3 separate regions of the Mus musculus genome follow, and regions 2 and 3 are each linked to region 1. A link is a loop called in an ENCODE intact Hi-C map of the cell type or tissue named here. Cell type or tissue: heart. All regions are shown on one strand. Each heading gives the region's core, and the rest is flanking DNA. Links, peaks and the distances in the headings are about the cores only.

What was found. Peaks named below come from ENCODE experiments on the same cell type or tissue, not always from the same donor. Only the 100,000 strongest peaks of a DNase experiment are listed, where the experiment ranks them.
Region 2: it touches region 1 in a loop (2.1-fold over the local background); 3 of 42 quality-filtered maps call a loop at or near these places.
Region 3: it touches region 1 in a loop (5-fold over the local background); 26 of 42 quality-filtered maps call a loop at or near these places.

Annotation. Positions count from the first base shown.
Region 1 is chr10:61,049,799-61,056,888 of GRCm38, reverse strand. No RefSeq gene overlaps it. Among named protein-coding and RNA genes, the nearest start is that of Gm20611, 22 kb to the right of the region's middle. In heart, for the core only: a CTCF peak has its summit at 4,443 (motif pointing right); a DNase peak (open chromatin) is centred at 4,454; H3K27ac peaks cover 476 bases; H3K27me3 peaks cover 1,160 bases.
Region 2 is chr10:60,981,978-60,989,067 of GRCm38, reverse strand. No RefSeq gene overlaps it. Among named protein-coding and RNA genes, the nearest start is that of Mir466j, 25 kb to the right of the region's middle. In heart, for the core only: a CTCF peak has its summit at 3,634; no DNase peak of the experiment used is centred there; H3K27me3 peaks cover 324 bases.
Region 3 is chr10:60,831,287-60,838,376 of GRCm38, reverse strand. It overlaps Unc5b (unc-5 netrin receptor B), which reads left to right and starts at 6,796. Exons shown (of 17, transcript NM_029770.3): 1 at 6,796-7,090. In heart, for the core only: no CTCF peak of the experiment used is centred there; DNase peaks (open chromatin) are centred at 3,216 and 5,516.

The DNA of each region.
Region 1 (7,090 bases), core at 1,360-6,359:
GCCATAAGAGGGCAGAAGATCCCATAGAATGAACAGGAATTACAGACGGGTGTGAACTGCCTTGAGGGCAAGCAAATCCAAGTGGTTTCACTGCCACAGCCGCAGCGTGTTTAACTGCTGAGTCGTCTCCCTAGCTCCTGAAGAGATGCTTTAGGAACCTGCTCTACTGGTGCCTTTTCTTGTTATAAAGTCCTCAAATCTGTTGTAGAGACCTTGACTGGTTTTCACAGGTATAGAACCAGTGGGGATTCTGGCTAGATCAAGGTGGTGGCTCAACCACAATAGCCTAGCAAATTTCCTCATGCCCAGCCAGGAGTCCCTTCCCCACTATTTAGACTGGAGTCTCAGAGTCAATTACATCTACCTGTGAGCGTCCCACTTGAGACACTAAGAACTTCCTCCCTCATACCTGCCAGCTTCCTTCCCTCCAGTGTTGCTTGAAACTCCTCTCCAGAGGTTCCTTCTCTCTCTCCTTCACTCCCTCCCTCTCTTCCACCCTCCTTACCATCCCTTCCTCTCCTCTCTCCTTTCTCTCCCCCTCATTTTCCCACCCTCCTTCTCTCCTTCTCTCTCCTTCACTTCTTCTCTCTCTCCCTTTCCTCCCTCCCTCCTCCTCCCTCCCTCCTTCCTTCCTTGGCAGAATCTTGCTGTATAGTCCAGACTGGTCTTGAACTCTGAACCCTCCTTTCCCTGTACAGCCCCAGCTGGCTCCCTGGCATCATTTCTTTCTGTGCTGGGAACATCTAAGACAGATTCTTAGCCATTTCCAAGTCCACTCTGTGGTCCGAGTCAGGAGCCATAGTCACTGTTATACGCTCTGCTTCCAGGTCTCATCTGCCTGAGGGAACATTTTTACTCTTTGTTCCGTATCTCAGGTTGAGTTAGATAAACTGAGAGGCTCTCCCAGAGCTCCCAGAACTTAAGACTCACTTCCCGTTGCTCACCCTGGCCTTAAAGGGAGAGAGCTGTGCCAGGGACCAGACACTGTCACCAGCATCATCAGCTGAGGACAGGGTCCTCTGGCTGGAGGACACTCAGTGTCGGGTGAATGATCCCTTCGGACACCCATGGATAATAGCTGGCTGAGGACAGGGGTGCAGCAGCTGAGTTAGGGACAGTAAGGGAGAGCACCTGGAGTTCTGTCCCCTAGAAGGCTAAGTCTGGGACAGTGGCAGAGAAGGCAACCCTGGGGCTGACCATGACACTGGCTGACCACTGGGTCTGAGAGCACTGAGGGCACAGCTTGCCCTGGCAGGTGGGGGCAGGGGACAGTTACAGCCCTTCCTAGCTGTTCAGACTGAGATAGACCAGGCTTGCAGACTGACACCACAGAGGCCACAGTGCAAAGCTTTAGTGTAGACATTTTCCCAAAACACCTCGCCTAGGCCCCTTAAACGGAGGCAGCTCTGCTTTGTTCTGTTCCTGGGTTATGGCTAGGACGGTTTTTGCAGGAGGGGTTTAAAACACATCTAGAAAGTCAATGTAGATCAATTAACCTGTAACTGTCCATCAAGCTAACTCGGGTATTCTGGGTTGCTCTTTTGGTTTTGAGATAGGCTATATGTTTGTAGTACAGTGTGAGTTCCGGCCAACCTTGGCTAACCTACTTGTGGGTAACATACTTGTGAGATAGTTTATGGGTCTGGGCTTTCCCAAAGATTTCCTTGAACTGATGAGCTGGGCCCAGGAGACATCCCCATTACTGAGAAAGATGAGGGGACAGAGCTCAGACCCTAATAACTGTTTTATATATGTGTGTGTGTGTGTATTTTTTTTTTTTTTTTGAGATAGAATCTCATGTAACCCAGGCTGGCCTCAAAATTTCTATCTGGCTAAGGGTAACCTGGGGTTTCTGATCTTTCTGCTTCCACCTCCGATGTGCTGGGATTTACAGTCATGTGTCCCCATGGCACCTTCTGGTTCTTTAATGGTGAGAAAGAAGCCTCAGTTTTCCGGCTCATCAATGGGAACAAGCAGATGACAGAATATCGTGGGACTCCTTGGGGGTATGAGCAGTTAGGGTGTAGGAGGTTGGGTGCAGCCTCTGTGGGCTTGCACGTGAGGAAGACAGAGATGTCTCCAGCTTCCACTGGGCCAGCAAGGAGAGCAATGTGTGGAATACAGGTGGATCATGCATGGTGCCTTCCAGGAGGAGAGCCTGACCTTTCTGCTTCCTCCCCTGGAAGGATGTGATGGCTTCATTATGGGGCTGGCTCTTTGCCAGCCTCACCACATCCCCTCTGGCAGACCTGGCAGGTGACCACCTGTCTTCTGGAGAGATGGAGGACCCTGTGCCCTGTTAGCAGATGAGGTAACTAAGGTAATTAAGTGGAGGGGAAGGTGGAGACCAATTCCAGGTGTCCCCAGCTCAGATGCCAGAATGTTCTGTATGCTGTCACCTCTCTCTGTCCTACTCTATCCCCTGCCACCTCCCTCCCACCCCCCCAGCCACCATGACCTCTGCTCTCTGGCTTCCTGAGTTCTGTGGGGCCTCCTGGGAAGACTCTTTCCAAGCGTGTGTGCGTCCTGTGGCTACAATTAATCATGGAATCATTAAGAAGCCATCTTCCTGGTTGGTGGCACCATCTTCCATCTTTCGGCCCTCACATTCTGGTGCCCCTCGGTACCTTCCTCTTGAGGCTGCCTGAGGGTGGATACTACACAAGCCAACCAAACATGGCCCCATCCTCCAACAGAGCGCACCTGACTCTCCCTCTGCTTTTTTGGGGTGGGGTGGGTGTTTCCTGGTTTCTCTGCCGGGAGCTGTGGGTCCCTTTGTGATCCCCCCTAGAAACTGCTGCCCGCGAGCTCCTGAGGCTTACCCCTAGCGAGAGTGGTCCCATCTGAACCAGCAGGACAGCTGAGGTTCTTCACGAAGCCCTTGCTTCTGAGCTTGCCAGCTCTGCCACTGTGGCCATGGCCCAGAACCCTCCGCACTGAATGGGCCGACTGGTATTTCTTCCTCACTTGGGAGCCCTGGGGACACCCTCATTCTCAGTGTTCCCCTGAAGCAGACACAATGGTTGCGGGTTGGGTGAGTCTTCCTTGTTCTATTGCTAAGCCTGCTTCCTGGAGAAGGAGCCAGAGTGTCTCCTGCTCCCTTCCGGATTCAGGGCTCTCCTCTTCCTTCTCCTGCCCTGGTGGCTTTTGGGATGAACTAGATCGTGGCCATGTTCTCCAAGGACATGTCTTCTCTTGCATCCCCCTCTCTGTTTCCCAGGTAAGATTATCAACTCAACATGGCAGCATCGCTGTGACACCTACTGTTTACTCTCTGCTTCATGGGGGTTGGGGAAATAGCTCGTCCGGGGAAGTGCTACCTGCACAAGCTTGGAGTTTCAATTCCCAGAACCCATGGATGCAAAGCCAGGCATGTCTGTAAACCCCAGCTCTGGGGAGGCAGAAACAAGTGGATCCCTGGGACTGTGTGACTGGGCAGCTTAGCCTACTTGTCAAGGTCCTGGCCACTGAGAGACCCTTCTCAAAAAACCAAAAACAAACAAACAAACAAAAAAAAACAAGGTATACAGTTGCTCTCCCCTGTCTTCCATAGTTTCTCTGTCACACACACTTTACACAAATACCCTATCTTCTGGAGTTTCATTTGCCCTGTGGACGTTCCATGACAATAGCGGAGCTGTCAGGAAACCTGGAGATAGGTCCAGACATGAGAGTGGGGAGCACAGGAGCCTCTGTTTGTCCTCGCCCACGCGATTAATATGATGATGCCCTCTGGGGCCAGGGGCTAGTGGCGGTGATGAGTGGGGTCTTGTGTTGGAGGCAGGGGTTCTAAGCATAAGATTTTTGGCTTGAACAACTGGAGAGAGAGGGTTTCAGGGGATAGGAGCCTGCTGGAGGTTTAAGCTACGGTTAAGCTCCAAGGGTGAGTGGGACAGTTGAGTCTGTATTCCTGGGCCCTTGGGCTATGACTTAGAGGTGTTGGTAGGCATGAAAATGAAAAGTTTTAGCATTAGATGAGCTTTGAAAAGACCTACAGAGCCTGCTCAGCGTGGAGCAGTAGGGGCTTCTCTGCCAAGGGCGAAGGGCGGATGAGGGAGGAAATAGTGGCTGGTGCCTTGGAACACCAAGGAGAGGAGGGAAGATGGAAGCTGGGGTCTTAAGGAGGCATAAAGAGTCGCAGGAGTACGGGTTGGGTTATCTCAGAGAAGGCTCTGCAGACCACCAGAGAGAAGGGCCATTTCACTCGTGGGCAGGAGGGAGCTGTTGATGGTGAGGATAATTTGACAGACATGACCGCTTAGGCCCAGTGATTAAATGAATGAGAAGAGCTGAAGTGGAAACTAGGCTTCCATATGGGCCTGTTTTGGGGTTCGCCTTGGACTTTAGATTCTTTTTTGGTTAAGCGGGGTGAAAATATTAAGAACCCACCCAATAGAACACGTCTGTGAAGTCTAGGTGCCATAACCTGTCATTCCCATTATGACCACTAGGTGGCAGCCAGTGCTCGGTTGCCCTGGCACCAGCCCTCCTATGATCCGAACAGGATTTGGAGAGCAGGGACTGGGTTTAGGACTGGCCCATCCCAGCCTACAGTTTTGATAGGGAATCTTCTCTTTATCCTTCCACTACTTCCTTGGAGGCTCCAGGGCCATGTTCCCAAGGGGTGACATCTACTGCTGGCTACACGGGGCTTCTTTCTGACGTAGCTCTCTGCCAGGCGCAGAGTACAGGAGACGTACGCACAGCGTTGCTAGAGGTGGCAAATAAACGCAGCATTTGGGACACAAACACACTCCATATTGTTCTTCGTAAATCTGAAATTAAAACTCATCTAGCCATCCTGTTGCAGTGGTATGAGTGACTGTCACTCCCTTGTACCCAGTGGCGTGCCAAGGCTTGAGGGCTGACAAGGTCATCCCATGGTCACCTGCCCTGCTTGTCTGTCTGTCCATCCTTCATGAGGATGAGCCAGAACTGAGGACACAGAGACCCCTAACCACTGCTCTCTCCTGATTCCATCTTTCCAGGTCCAGCCCGTCCGGCTTCTCTGAAGCCTTTGCAGAACCCAGTGGCAGAGCTGGCTGTAGTTTACCTTCCCAGCCTACCCTGGAAGAGAGGAACTCACCTGCACAGAGACACTGTCTGTCTCCTTCCCAACTAAAGAGCATGTGATTTCAGACCCGGAAGGCCAGCTCTGGGGTGCTCCCTAAAGGCCCATTCTCTTTTCTCACTGGCAGACACCAGGTGTGGAGACTGAGTCCCAGAGAGGGACAGTAAACAGTCTGCAGACACACAGCATCCTGCTCCAGATCTGACCAGTTTCCCTGCATCCTTTAGGTTCTGACTCAACCTTGGCTCCTGAGCAATGTGTAGTACCTTCTGTCCCCCCGGAGGTCCTCTTAACAAGCCCCAAACCAGGCCATTTGCAGTGATTCCCTCCCTGGGTCCTTGACGACGGAGCCTTGTCCACCCCGCTCTACTCGAGAGAAGATTCATGAGGCAGGTGAGTTGGTTTAAAGGGACCCGGAGTCTTTTTATCACCTTGATGGCCTCCGTGGATTTTGTCTCAGGGAGTATCCGAGAGACTTTAATTAAATCAGGAGCTCGGCCCCCACTGGTGTGCCTGCTGCTTATCAGTTTCTTTAGGCCCTGATTCATTACCCAGGATTATTTTTTTTCATCCCTGAAATAATCTTTAAAGGCCTTCTATCAGGGAGATTAAAGCCATAAGTCACACATGTCCTCGTGGACGCTTTGTTTTCTCTGCCCACGGGCAGCATGAAGCCACCCGAGGGCCCGTGCTCTGGTGCCATCCCGGGGTGGGGCGTCCAGCTGCATGGAGGATTGGTAGAGCTGAGGGTGCTGGGCTGGCTGGCGTGGGCAGGAGCGGATGAGAGAGAGAGATGCCCTGCTTTATGAATTGTCTTCCTTTCTTTAACACTCATGTGTCACCTTTGTCTGGCCTTTCCCTCTTCTGGGCTGACCAGAGCAAAACAAATGAGGTGTCTTCGGGAGCAGAGACAGGTGACCGGGGACTTCATCTTCCTTCCTTTCTTGTTTCTTTGTCTGAAGTTAGAGAAGCAAGGTTCTTTTCTGATGGTAGCAGCCCTGATCCCACTTTCAACTGTGGATCTCCCCTAAGGCAGCTACCTTTGAGGCCTAGAGGTCTCATCCACCCCTTCCTTGTCCCCCTGGGCCCTTGGCAAGGAATGAACCCTTGAGTTTGATCTCTAATGGGGACCAGGGACACCACAGGTATGGAGAGAGAGGGCAGGCTTCCTGGAGAGGTGATGATGGAGACTTGGGAAGCTTGCATCTGGTTCCAGGAAGGGGAACAAAGTGGATCCTAAGTACCAGACCTCAAGTTCTGCCTTGTCTCTCTGGGGGAAGTGAGGGCGTGGAGGAGGGCCTCTAGCCTTAACAGATCCTTTCATCCCAAAGGAGGCCTGTGATCCCTGCTGAGTTCCTACGGTGCTGACCACATGGCAGGGGTCCCCTGTCTGTCCTCACTGGTGACAGGTGGTTGCAGTGACCCTGATGTCCCTTTGACAGTGGCTGCTGTGTAGGTGGAGGTTGGGTATTGGGTGGAGTTTAGGGACATCTCAGAGAAAGGTCCCAGGTGAGTCTGAGCAGGGACTTTTGTACCTTGACAGGAGTCACAGACAGCCTTGGGACTCCTTGTGTGGATATACAGAGCTGGGTTAAGGGATCCAGGAACTGGGGAACAGTGTGAACCCCTTGCTCTGAGCACAGGAGATATGTCTGACCCTCTGTACCGAATACTTCTTCTTCTTCTCCTCCTCCTCCTCCTCCCCCCTCCTCCCCTCCTCCTCCTTCTCCTCCTCCTCTTCTTCTCCTCCTCCCCCTCCCCTCCTTCTCCTCCTCCTCCTCTTCTTCTTCTTTTCCTCCTCCTCCTCTTCTTCTTCTCCTCCTCCCCCTCCCCTCCTCCTCCTCCTCCTCTTCTTCTTCTTCTCCTCCTCCTCCTCCCCTCCTCCTCCTCCTCCCCCTCCTCCCTCCTCCTCCTCCTCCCTCCTCCTCCTCCTCTCACCTACCCCCCTCCTCCTCCTCTTCTTCTTCTTTGTTTTTTATTTTTTAAAGATTTATTTATTTACATATATGAGTGCACTAT
Region 2 (7,090 bases), core at 1,279-6,278, 68 kb after region 1:
TGGATGGAGTCAGGGACTATTCTGGGTCCTCAGGACCCTGCTGTGAACAGGTGCATGCCTCTGTCTCGGGTGCAGGTGACTTTGCGAAGGAGGGAAAATTGTGACTGCCACTGTGTTTGGAGGGAACTGGATCATGTGGTGCTAGGGAGGACCTAAGCAGCTGTTTGGTTGAATTTTATTATGGGTCATAAAGGAAACCAAGGCTGGGACAGAAGGCACTAGACCCAGTAAAGACTGAGTCAGAACTGAGGTCAATGAAGATCCAGGACACCTCCCAGGCACACCTTCCAGGCACTAGGTTTTGTGTGTGTGTGTGTTTTTGTTTGCTTGTTTTTTTTTTGTTTTGGTTGTTGTTTTTACATGAAGATGAACACTTGTAAATCACATGACCAAGGCAGATGATAACAGACAGCAGAGATGAGGTGACAATCTAATTCTGGCTTCGAGGCAGACATTGGGAAGAGACAGAATTTGGAAGGTATTTGCCCACTGGCTGTCCTGTTTCTAGAACCTGTGAGGGAGAAAGACAGGACTCAAGACATGGCCAGGAGAAAGGAGCTGCCATAGCCAAGGGTCATCTGACACATCCCTGGGTACCAACTCAGCCCATGACACCTCCTACTTCCATAGTGGATGCGGTCTGTGCATCTGGTCTTCTTCTGCCCCTTCAGGCTCCAAGGGGGCTTCTTCTGCCCTTTATGCCATAGGGAGCCTTTCTCTCTTGGGTCCTTGTCCTTCCTTTCCTCTTGTGGTGTTTGTCCCCAGCTGTTTGGGTATTAGTTGATTCCAGGTGTAATCAAGTAGACAAGCAAAATTAGCCATCACGGTAGGCATCAATAAACCATGCCAAGGTGGAGATGGGCTGTACCATTCCTCTCTTCTTGATGCCACTACCAAGAAGAGAGGCAGCAGGGATGCCCATCCTAAATGCAGAGAACCTCCATCTTAGCATGGTTTATTAACACCTACTGTGATGGCTAATTTTGATTGTCAACTTTACATCTGGAATGAACTAAAACCCCAACAGCTGGGCATATGTTCCTTGATTGCATCATTTGAGATGGGAAGACCCACCCTAGATCTGGGCCATATTTTCTGGTGGCAGCCTACATAAAAGGACACGGAAGTCTAGCAGGCCCCCAGACTTTAGCATGACTGACACCACATTAGAGGTATGTGACCTTCTTGCTCTAAGCATATGAGACACCGAAGGAGAGCCCTTACACTGCAGCTTGATTGCAATCTGGGAGGCATCTGGCTAAGTCCCCTGGGGCATCGAGGGGGCGCCTGGTAGTGAACCAGACAGATGCTCAGCAAAGACTTGCTGATCAATGGATTCATAAAAATAGTGCTGACAGTGTTCAGGGAGGAGCCTCAGCTCATGAGCAGGCAGGAAGGATAAGACTTCTTTCTAACAACTGCCTGTGCACCTTGAGTACCCCAATGGGGTGGGCGGAGCTTCATCAGCCACACCCTGGGGCAGGGGTGAGCTTGCTGTGGAGCATCACTCTGGCAGTGGTACACCCATTTGCCATCTCAATCTTGGCCCTACTTGATGCCTACCATGATGGCTAATTTTGGTTGTCAACTTTACAGCTGGAATCAGCTAAAACCCAAACAGCTGGGCATACATTCATTGATTGTGTCATTTGAGATGGGATGACCCACCCTAAATCTGGGCCATATTTTCTGGTAGCAGCCTACATAAAAGGACATGGAAGTCTAACAGGTCCCCAGACCTTAGCATGACTGACACCACGTTCGTTAGAGGCACCATTCTGACCTTAAAACCCAGCATGCAGGTCACAACACCTGCCAAAACAGGAACAAAGTTCTAGCCCATAGTTCTGGGATCCAGACAAGTTCCTAGATGGATTAACCTTGCTTTTTGACTTCTGTAGTTTTGCTTCTTGCAGACTGAAGTGTGACAACCAGGATGTGGTTTTTGTGCACAAAAGACAAAGATCTGTAAAGCTCGGGCCTGTGTGATTTGACTAAGTTCCCTGTGCGACTGCAGGCTGGCAATATTGATTTTCTTCTTGGCTTTAAGACTGTCCACGTGGTGGCCTCTGGCGGGATTACCTTGAAACAGAAGAAGGATGTTTTTGCTTGCTTGCTCTCATCCTTGCTGACAAGTTCATCTATCCCATTGCTGAGGCATTCCTTCACTGGTATTATAACCCACGTCTTCAGGATTCCAACGGATACATCCAGCCTTGCGGACTGAACAGCACCAGATCTTGGTCTTTGGGTTGGGTGACAGCTATTGTTGAACTAGCCATTCCTCAGCCTCTAAGCCAGTTGATAAATGCCCTTTTCGTATGTGTGTGTGACCAATAGACAGACAGCTATGTAGATAGATATTCATGTTATCAGTTCTGTTTCTCTATAGAACCTTAGCTAATGTACTTACTGAATATACTGTTCATACCTGAGCTCCCAGGCGGGTGACATCCCTGAGTTCCAGTTCTTTACACAGAGCCTCAAGAGCTTTAATAACTTGTTCAGGGCTACTCTGAACAAGGTTTGGTACCCAAGTCTGCCTACCTCCAAGACAGAGGCTTCTGGAAAGATCTGGCAGATTAGGTCCAGGCCGGGGCTGGGCTGAGTGTTGAGGCCAGAGTTTCCTAGATAGTTCTGAACCAGGACAGAGAAAAGGTACAGAGCTGAAGCCTCAGCCTGTTACTCACTGAAGAGCCCCTTTACCTAGGAGATTGTTCGCATTGCCTGGCCAACTCACAGCTGGGGGGGGGGGGTGGCTCCCTTGCCAGGCCTCATTGCATGTCCATCCGTGAATACCAGCAACCTAGTGGGATGGGCAGGCCATAGCTCTGGTTAGGGCTTGTCTCGTCTATTGTAGAATGAATATCCACAGCGTGTCTGTTGACACTTTTGACTCCCACCCCCAGCTTCAAGAGCAAAAGGCTGGAATAGGTTTGTGTAGACTTATTTTGTTGTCTGAACATCCCCATCCCATTCATGATACATGGGCACCATGTGAGTCACTGAGGATTCCAAAAGAACTAAATGAGAAATGACAGAATTCCTCCCGAGTCCATAGAATGTGGCCTGCCAGTATCTGTGAAGGGAGTGTCATCTAGATTTGGGTTAAGAGGCTCTTTGGAGTGGGGGCTATATATGCTGTGCTCCAAAGATGATTGTTATACAGGTAGAAGCGAGACAGAGAGCTGACACTCATGTACTCCGTAGCTGCGGGGCTTTGGGCTAGCCTCTGCTCTTTTCTGAACTACCATGCTAAGAACCAGATGCAGGATGTGGCTGAAGTCAGGTGCCAACCAACTCCCTGTGCATCTCCATTGTCTACTCTGGACCAGAGGACCAGCAGGACACGACAGGTTAAGTAAGGTGTGTGCATGAGACACATACACCTCTCTTCTTCACCGTCACTCCTGTTCTCTGAAAAAAGCCCACAAAGTCTGGTGACCCTGCCCATATTGGTTCCAGCCTTCCCCTGGTTCCCACAAATCCCTCTACACCTAGCCAACTACCTTGTCTGTTCAGATGCTTGCATACGTGACAGATACCACGTGTGTGACTTCAGAGTCCCTGTTCTGCATCCCAGCCCAGTCTCTTCAAGCTTTACATCCGGGCAGCTGCAGGACCTCATTTCTTCCTGCAGGAGACGCTCAATGGTCACCAGGCAGAGCAAACTCCCCTATTGTTCTCTTGAAAATTGAGTCATCCCAAGGGCCCAGAAACCTTTCTGGAGCTGTCTGCTCCAAGGCCTTTGCCAGACGGCAGCTGGAAGCCGGTTAATATTCATTGAATCTCTCTGGGCGGCTGGGAACGCCTTTTAATTGCCTCGTCTCTGTCTAGCCCTTTATGGAGAAGGAGAATAAGAGGAAAGAACAATCAGTTATCTCGTTACAGATCAGGGCCCAGGAGGGGGCTCTGCTCCTCCATCCCATGGAGAGCAGGACCTCATGGGCTGGGGGAGGGACTGGCCTAAGATGTGAACTCCCTTCACCTTCCTGCCATGGCCCTTTCCAAACATACTGGAGAAGTTTTTCAGAGACATTCGAACTCAAATGGTCAGGATCTTGAGACTGACTGAGTTGGGGATACCTGGGGGACAAAAGAGAGATCAGAAGACACTGACTGTAGCTTCCAAGTCTCTTGCCTCTCATTGCTCCAGGGAGAACAAAGAACTAAGAGCTGGAGTTGAGAGATCATCTTATTGTCCATCCACCCATCTATCCACCCATCCATCAATCTATCCATCCATGCATCCATTCATCCACCCATGCATGCATCCATCCATGCATCCATCAATTCATCCTTGCTTCCATCCATGCATCCATGCATCTATCCATCCATGCATCCATTCATCCACCCATGCATGCATCCATCCATTCATCCTTGCTTCCATCCATGCATCCATGCATCTATCCATCCATGCATCCGTGAACCATTCATCCATCCATGCATCCATCTAATTTCCTACCTATCTGACCATCCATCCAATCACCTATTCTCCATTTCTACCTATTAGACACTCACTCCCTGTATTAGTTAGTTCTACCTGATAGGAACAAGGAAAGAAAAATTTATCTTGGTTAACAGTTTTGGAAATTTTGTTCCATGACGGGGGGGAAACTGTATGGTAGAGCCAAGCAGTCCACCTCCCATGGCTCGGAAGCAGAAGGAAAAGATGACTATACTCAGCTTTTATTCAGGTCAGGATGCCAGGCTTTGAGACGGTACAAGCCACGTTCATGGTACGTCTCCTCCCTCAGTTAATTCTCTCTGGAAACCCCCTCACGGACACACTCAGAGGTGTTCCTCACCAGCCTCCCAGGAGCTTCCAAATCCAGTGGATGAGGAACCTTCATATGCCCCAACCATTCATCCACCTTCTATCTGTCTGCCAGGCTAGGAGGGGAACGGCATGTACCCCAAGCCTATCATAGTTCTCAAGGCAAGTTTCTTTCTGTTATATCACTGAGTCTTTACAACTATTGATTCCTACTCTACAAGGGAGAAACTGAAGCACACAGAGAAGCAAGGGACTTGCTCAAAGACAGCGAGGTTAGGGGGGCTGGGAGATAGCTCAGTAGTTAAGAACACGTACTGTTCTTACAGAGGATCTGGGTTCAGGAAGCTCACAACTGCCTGCATCTCCAGCTACATCCGATGACCTCTCCTGGCCTCTGCAGCACCTGCGCTCATGTGCATACCCCCACCACATGCATACACATAATAAAAAGAAAAGGGCCCAGTGATCCCTGGGTGCAGTTGGGCACAAAGGTCCAGACTATGGGGCACAGGAGAGCTGGAATCTAATCCTGTGTGACAAGGGTCTGTGTCTTCTAGGAAAGAGGGCCTTTTAATTTACACAATAATCCCAGCCCAGAGGACACATTTTCCAATGCCCGAAATGCTGTGGGGTTTTGGTGACCCTGAGCTGACTTTCAGCTGCAGGGCATCTAGGCGAGCCACGGGCAGCAGCCTGGCCCTTGACCGTGGTCACGGGGAGCATCATGGGTATATGCTTTTCTCAGAAGTATAACAAAATATCTGGCAGAAGCAATTTGGGGGCAGGGGGTTCCAGCTCATGGTTTCAGAGGACAGAGTCTATCATGGAGGGAAAACATGGCTCTGGCAGAAGTAGGGCAGACTGTGACACAGCAGCAGAGTGTGAGACACCTGGGAACCCATATCTTCTTGGTCAGCATGTGGTACTGCCAGCTTTTCTCATGGGGCCATTCTGGTGCAATCTTACTGTGGTTTAATTTATGACACTGTTTGGGGGACTCACACACCCCTCTTTGTGTGTTCCTATGTATGCATGCTTTTGTGTCTGTGTGTGTGTCTGTCTGTCTGTGTCTCTCTGTCTCTGTGTCTCTCTGTTGGTGGGATTCGCCGCTGGAGGACCTAGATTTAATAAGGCTTACAAGTTAGGATTTTAGTTGTTGCGCCCAGAGATTGAGTTACCATTGTTCACAAACTAAGTTTGTGTTGCGTTTTCCTTCACGGAGAGGCTCCTCTGGAACCCAGAGAGAAAGGTACAGTGGCAAAGCGTGGGTTTGCCTGATGTGTGCCACAAAGGCCATGGGGGATTTGAAGCATGGGGCTGGCATGGCAGCCACCTGCCAGTGAGAACTTAGCGAGCTGGGTGGAGAGGTTTTGGAGCTTTGAGTCAGTCTCCACAAGATAAGAACTAGCTTGTGAGACCACCGGGGCAGAGAATACCAGGGACAAAGTGTGGAAACTGCCATTCTTTTCAAATATTTCCTGCAACATTTCTGTCTCTGCCTGCCTGCCTGCCTGCCTGCCTGCCTGCCTGCCTGCCTGCCTGTCTACCTGCCTGTCTGTCTGCCTGCCTGCCTGCCTGCCTGTCTGCCTGCCTGCTTGCCTGCCTGTCTGTCTGTCTGTCTGTCTGTGCATGCATGTGCAGGGCAAAGGTCAACCTCAGATGTCTCTCCTATGGTGTCCACTTTGGTTTTTGAGACAGAGACTCTCATTGGCCCCGGGGCTTACCAGCTAGGCTAAGCTGACTGGTCATCAAGGCCCAGGGAACTGCCTCTCCAATTCTGGCATTACAAGTGTGGAATACCACACTTTTAAACATGGGTTCTGGGAACGGAACTCAGGTCCTCATGCAGGCTGATCAAGAGCTTCTCTCTGCTTTCTCATCCGGGCAGTGAGCACCACCGAGACCCTGCATAGTCCGTGGAACAGTTCCCAGTTAAGGGATCAATGACCAGAGAGGAGAAACCCCCTTAGGGACCATCAGCACTGGAGCCAGCAGGGGCTGTGGAGAGCTAGCTGGCCTCACTCCCTCTCTCTGTGCTTTGAGTTGTCGGTGTGCGCAGTGTGAGACTCTGGCTCAGCCTGGCCAAGCAGCAGTGGTTCCGAAGGGACTGACTACAGTTGGAGCCAGTCATTCCCCAGTGAGCCAGAACAGGTGTTGACAATTTCCATGGTCAGTCCTGGGAAGGGCACACACCACTCCCTGCCTCTCCAGCCACTCTTCTGGGCTTTCAGGTCCCTGGGGCTCCGATGCTGTGTCTGTCACTCCATTATCCTGAGCAGCCTCCCTGGATCCCATTACGCCTCTGCTGCTATT
Region 3 (7,090 bases), core at 642-5,641, 220 kb after region 1:
CTTTATCTCAATAATTCCCATTCATGACTTAGGAGAGACTGATGGGGTGGGCTGGTCATAAGAACACAGTATGTCCCCAACAGAGACCTCAGATCAGTCCTTTTCCTTAGGGAATTTTATTTTCCTATAAAAAAAAAACAAATTTATTTTTATGAATGTGGGTATGTATGTGTGTGCCTGATCATTTGTGGATGCTCCACATGATGCAATACTCACAGAGGCCAGAAAAGGGCGTCAGATCATCCCGGAACTGGAGTTACAAGCTGTTATGAGCTGTCTGATGTGGCTTTTGGGAACTGAATGCGGGTCCTCATAGTAATTGCTCATAACTGTTGATCATAAGAATATTTTTTTCTCTTGCCAGACTTAGGAAGACGATAAAGACATAGTGGCATATGCCTTTAACTCCAGCACTCAGGAGGCAGAGGCAGGTGGATCTCTGAGTTAGAGGCCAGCCTCATCTCTAGTGCAAGTTCTAGGACAGCCAGGGTTACTCTCTCTCTCTCTCTCTCTCTCTCTCTCTCTCTCTCTCTCTCTCCCTCTCTCTCTCTCTCTCTCTCTCCTTCCCTCCCCCCCCACCCTCTCCTCTCACCTCCATCCCTGTAGTTAGAGTTCACTATCCACCTTATCTGAGGCAGTCAAATGTACTGTTACATGCACACACGGGGCTAGCTGGCCCTAGAGCTGTCAGGGATTCTCCTGACCCCGCCTCTATCTTGCCACCGGAATGCTGAGGTTCCAAATGTAGGCTGCACAGTTGCCTATACATGGGTTCTGGGGATGCAACTTCAGGTTCTCATGCTCTCCCTTCAAGCACTTGAGCCCCTGAGCTGCCTTTCAGCTCCCTGGTTTCCAGTTTAACTTGCTCACATCTAACATCCACCTCCAAGAACATCCTAGGTGACCAGCGAGAAAGCCTGTCCTAAAAACGTAAGGACACGGGAGTTTCCACAGCCCCGCAAATCACACAGGAAATGACCATGCTTCTTCTGGCTTATCACAGTGATTGACAGCTAATTCATCTGGCACTCCTGGCTGTAAGGGCTGAAACTATCCATGTGGTCATCAGCCACTGTCCTTATCTTTGAAACAATAACCACTCCTGAGCATACCAGTTTGTGCTGTGCTCACCATTGTGTGCTGGGGAGTCCACGGAGACTGGGATGACCACGGAGAGAGACTGGGGAGTCCACGGAACTCACAGCATCTAAACCCCAGCTCTCCACTACCTCCTTCACCACCTCACAGCTTCTCCTACTGGTTCCTTATTCCAGACATGTCTTCCTCCCTCTAGGTATCCCCCAAGTCGACTCTCTGTAGCCCTGGGACAAGGTTCTCTTTTTGTAGGACCACTCGGTGGCCACCACCCTCACTGCCCACCCCACCTCAGATTACTGTGACATACAATCCCAACGATGTTCCCGGCCTTCTGCAGTCAGTGAGCAACCCTGAGTCCCTGCCATCTCCCTAGTATTAGACCTCAGCTCTGGCACACAGGACTAACTGGCTGGAACCACCCCTTCTGGTCTCTTCCTTCCCTAGTATGTGATCGTGCAGCTCACACACACACACACACACACACACACACACACACACACACACACACCTGCCACCTCTCCTCAGGGCCTTTGTCCCTGTGACTTAGTGCCTGGAAGCCCTCCTTTTCCCTTCTCCTATTTGGCCCCTGGGTATTATCTGCCTCCCCCACCCCCACCCCAGCATCCCAACTTTAGGGCGGTGAACTCACTGGGACATGTCAAAGGCATGCTTGCCCATAATCAGAGCCCACTGTACAAGCTGAAGTGCTATAGCTAGGGAATATCAGAACCCCCTGTTGGAGACAATTATGATGGGCAAATACCAGATGGGAGACATCTTCCAAAAATACTTAGCCGATCATCCTCAGCTGCCAGGGTCATTGGAAATGAGGGTGGAGTGCTGAGAAACTGGCACAGCCAACAGGACCCTAGGGAGTCGCCATGAGACAGGTCCTGGCTGAGACCTCATCCCAGAATGAGGCTACAAGGCACATGCCAAGGTAACTTGGTTGAACTCTGCTTCTTCATAATGTACCATCATGGGCTCACCACATGAAGTAAACATTCCATATGTGTGTTAGACATAACAAAGGGGACTTCCTAGGGGGACATGGGGAAACTTTCTGTATCGTGCTCTAAATTTTTCTGCAAACCAAACTCATCACTAAAATAAAGTTTACTTTCATAAATTTGTCAATAAAAGAATTTTGAAGCCAAGTGTGATGGCCCTGGCCTGTAATCCCAGGAATTAGGTGGTTAAGTCAGGAGGATTAGAAATTCATGTCTAACCTGGGCTACAAGAAACCCACTCTCAAAATAAAAAAAAAAATTAGAGACAGTGTATGTATGGCTCAGGGCAACTTTTGGGAATCAGTGTTCTCTTCCCACCCTGGTGGGATTCTAGGAGTGAACTCAGGTCTTCAAGCCCGGCACTGAGCCACTTCACCAGCTATCTTTATTTCTCTACGTATTGTGTATGTTATCCGAGTTCCTGTGTGTGCACATGTGTGTGTGTGTGTACACCCACGTGGAGCCTAGGGGATCATGTCTTCCTGAATCACTTTCTACCTTATGTTTCTAGAGAGAGATTCTCACTGGACCTAGACCTCCACAGCTTGCGGTTGACAGGACACACCGCACCCTGGTTTTTACTGGGTGTTCTGGATCTGAACTCAGGTCTTCCTGGGTTTGCAGCAAGCACTTTACTGCCTGAGCCATCTCTCTGGCCCCTCATCTCAATTTTTTAAAAGGTAAGTTCCAGCTTGTGATCTACTCTGTCAGGGTGGGACTCTCCATTGCCCTCAACTTACTATCTAGGTCTCATTGCCTTCATCTGTGAATGGGGTCCCCCACAGCACCATGTGTGTGGCTAGCATGTGAAGGATTTAGGCCAGGATCAGCATTGAATATGCTAATATTATGGCAAATTGAAGGACTTCAACCATAGACACTTCCTTTTCTGCAGCTTACAACTGACTTAGGGTTCTTCTGTCCCGGACTAATCAGGAGAAGCCTCGTGAACATTATTCTGAACTATTCCCACTCACAATCCCGCATACCCCCGACTTTTATCACCCAGGGGAGAGAAATATCTCTTGGGAGAAGAGTGGACAGAGACAGTCAGTTAGCCTACTCTGCTTGCTGCGGCGCCAAGGAAGCTGAGGCTGCAGTGCGCCGCCTAGTGGCATCCGCGAGCATGGCCAGTGCTGGAGATGCCCTGTCCAGGCTGCTAGCCACTGTTTCAGGGAGCCCCAAAGGCTGCTTTCAAATTATAATTGTTACGAAATAGGGAGCTGTTACTCAGCTAGCTCAGAGTGAGTATGCATATTCCTTTTAGTCCTGAGAAGTGGTGATTATTTCCTTTTTGCAACGGAGGGGACTGAAGCCCGGAAAGGTTAAGTAAGATCTCTCAGCAAGCAGGTAAGAACAGCAGGGAGTCGGGATGGGAGCAGTGGTTTGGGCGGGGACCTGGGGCCTGCATCCATCCTCTGGGGTCCACCTTCCAGTCCTACACGCTATCATGTTAAGAGTGGTCCGGTCCCCGAAGCATCTGCAGCCACCATTAAGGGTGAAGACTGGCCCAAGCTATCAAAGCAGTTGTGCCCCAACAAAGGCTTCCTGCCTCCAGCCTTAAACACTCCCCTCTCCTGGTACATCCCAGGACATCGCCGCAAAACCTCCAAGACATGCAGGTAGAGCGTTGAGACTCCTTCTCAGGGCCATTGTAGGCGTTGGATCAACAGCCTCTCTTTTTCTCTCGCCTCCTAATGCATCTGACTGTGTGCAGGAAATTGTATTGACATGCCATGATAAATAGGAAAAAACGGAGGCCAGCCTTGGCAATCCTTGTTCTTAACTAGAAGTAGCGCCCCCTCCCCCTGCCCTGACTGAGTGCCAAGGCACAGGGTATGACGATGCTTCTGGAAAGTTTTGTACAACGTCTCCACTGTGTTACTGCTAGGGCTGTGGGGCCTTATACATGGGAGGGACGTGGTCATTCTCAGTTGAGGACCAAAGATGAGGTTCCCTGAACTACCGGGGTTAGTGGGGCGCTGGGGCTTGCTGCAGGTGGCTGAAAAATCTCCCTGAGATTTAACATACGTAGGGCCAGAGGAGATAACGGAGATTCCTTCAAAGGGCTGACGCTAGTTCCAAAGAGACAGACCTCCATGAGCAGATGTTAAGAGGGGAGAAATTGGCTAATGGAGAAAGGCAGAAGAGACAAAAGGACAAACAGTCATGAAAGAATATGAATCCTTTTAAAAAGATTTATTTAGGGGCAGGGAGAAAAAAAAAAGAAAAAATATTTCTTTTATTTTATGTATAGAGTGCTCTATCTGCATATACACCTGAGTACCAGAAGAGAGCACCAGACCCCAGGATAGATGGTTGTGAGCCACCATTTGGTTGCTGGGAATTGAACCCAAGACCTCTGGGAAAGGAGACAGTATTCTTAACCACTGAGCCATCTCTCTAGCCCATGAATCTGTTTTTTTTTTTTTTTAAATCTAGTTTCCACTCTGTTATAGTGTGTGTGTGTGTGTGTGTGTGTGTGTGTGTGTGTGTGTGTAACTGAATAAAAACTGTACTTGACAGTAAAAGTTCAGAGCCCCAAGGAGGCCCCACGGCCTCAGACTGGACATTCTAAATACAGAGATGTTCACAGAGACAGATAGAGCCCAGAAGCAATGGCGCAAGGGTTAGAGTGGCTGCCGTGAGCTAGCTGTGTGATGCTTTTATTTGTGAGTTAATTAGAATAAAGTCGCCTTTGCTTTTTTAAAATAGAACTTCCAGACTGAAGGGTGGGTAGGGGCTAGGTAGGAAGAAGGGAAATACTTAATATTCTTGCACCCCTTTCACCCCAGAAGGAATTAAGCAATGTCTAAAGAAAAACACTTTCTATCCCAGTGGGGGAGTGTGAACCTGAGGCATCCACTGAGCTCTCAGGCACAGCACCCTTGACCTCATCGACCGGGTCTCCGGTCTGAACATGGGATGTGAGTGTTGGTACCCAGGCATCCCAGGCGGGTGTTTCCTGCCAGTCTTTAAATATCCAAATACCTGTTTGCCTTTCCAGTCAGATGTCTCTGTGTGTGCGCCTGGAGCTATGTTTGGGGTTTTTAATCTCACAGGCTTTGGTCTATGGGTGTTTTTCTAGGTGGATGTCTGTTTGTACACAGGGTGTTTCAGGAAAGGTCATCTTGCACCTGTGCGTCTCTGTTGTGTATTTACTTGTGTGTTCCTTTGCAGGTATGTGTAACTGTCCGAGGGGCGTGTATCGCTGCGTGCTTGCGGTCTGGAATGGGTGGAACAGGCTGGGTGTGCTCAGCCACTGCTGTTGCTCATGCTGTTCCAGGCCAGGATAAAAATAGCCCGTTTACCTTTGCCCACAGAAACCAAAGTCCTGCCTTGGGCGTTCACTCCACCCGGATTCACCCTACTGGGCCTGGGTGGCCAGCCATGATGTGGGGCGTCACCTATAGCCACAGCCTTCTATAGATCTCCAGTCTTCATTTTGTGGAGTTGGGATAGAGGGGGTGTCGAGAAATCCCGCTTTCATTGCCTCCCTCTCCCCCAAACACAGCTAGCATGGATCTTCTTGCTTCTCTGCCCTCACACCACCAACCTCTTAGTCAGCAACTATGGCTCCCAAACCTTTCTTCTCCAATCTAGGAAAAACTTGGGAATACTAGGTTCTTTTGGATACCTCCCACCCTCCCACCCTTCTACCCTCCTACCCGACTTCAGAACCTGGCTAGGCTGCTCTCTTCCTGAAGAAGAGGGCTGATCCAGATCTGCAAAGAGGAAAAGCTTAGGAGGTCAGCAGATAAGGGGTAGGGGCTGCTTCTTTATAGCATTATGGAATTAGCCCGTTAGTGGGCTCCCACATGGAAGTGCTGTGAGCTTCCTGTGAGCGGATGCACAGACATCTCCCAAGTCTCCTCTGGTCACGTAAGCTTATGGGCCCACCTCTGGGTGACAAGGACTTCCTTCAAGAACCTTGGGAAGGGATGCCACCATTTGTGCCCCCACTTTCTACCTATTTCCCACATTCTGCTCCTCAACCCCTTATGAGACAGCTAACATCATTCTTCCCCATTTCACAGGTGACAGTGATGGAGACAGCTAAGCAGCTCCTTCAAGGTCACGCGCTTAAGGAGCAGAACCAGAACCAAGTTTGTGCTCGGAGCAAAACACAGCAGCAGGTTCCCTCCCCACACACGTCCTTTTATTCAATTGGACTGGTTCACCATATCCTAGGATGAGCCATCCTTCCGGATCCCACGTAAAGAGTTCTGTCCTGGGTCGAGGAGAAAAACAGAACCAATCACGATCCTAACTCATGCCCAAATATCCACAGCTGGAACTCCCCAACTACATCCCCCGCTCCACCAGGACTTGAGTGTTTGACATTTTTTCTTAAACACCCCCATCCCCTTTTGAGACCGAATCAAAAGCGAAAGCTGATTCACACCCAAGCTAAGAAGTGTACGAATGTTTATTTCCTTTATTTTTGGAAAGAAAATCCGGTAGACTCCGCCGCTTTCAGCGGACCGGTTTTCCGGTGCTTTGGATCCTGCGTTCTTCAAGGATCCCCTCTGATAAGGCCCCAACTCGGCCGCGCCTACACAGCGGTAGGGTACCCCCCCTCGCTGGGCCCCGTGGCTCCGCCCCCGTCCTCCAGGCCCCGCCTTCTATCGCGTGAGGCCCCGCCCCGGCCCGCTGACTCTAGGGCGAGCGCGCGGCGGCGCTGGGCATTGTGGCCGGCGGCAGGGCGGGCGAGGGCGCGGAGCCGCGGGGAGCGGCAGGGCGCAGAGGGAAGCACACACCCCACTCGGACAGACTTCGCGGCGCGGCCGCTACGAGCGCCGCTGAGCGCACTCCACTGGGATCGCACAACTTCGGAGCAGGGCGCGGACGGCGCTCGCAGCGGGAGAGCGCGGAAAGGGCGCACCAGAGCCGGGATCCCCAGCGGCGTCCGACTCCCGGAGCGCTCCTAGTCGCCGGGCGGCCTCCCGGCGCTGCGCGGTTGCCTCTGCGCCTACGGAGGG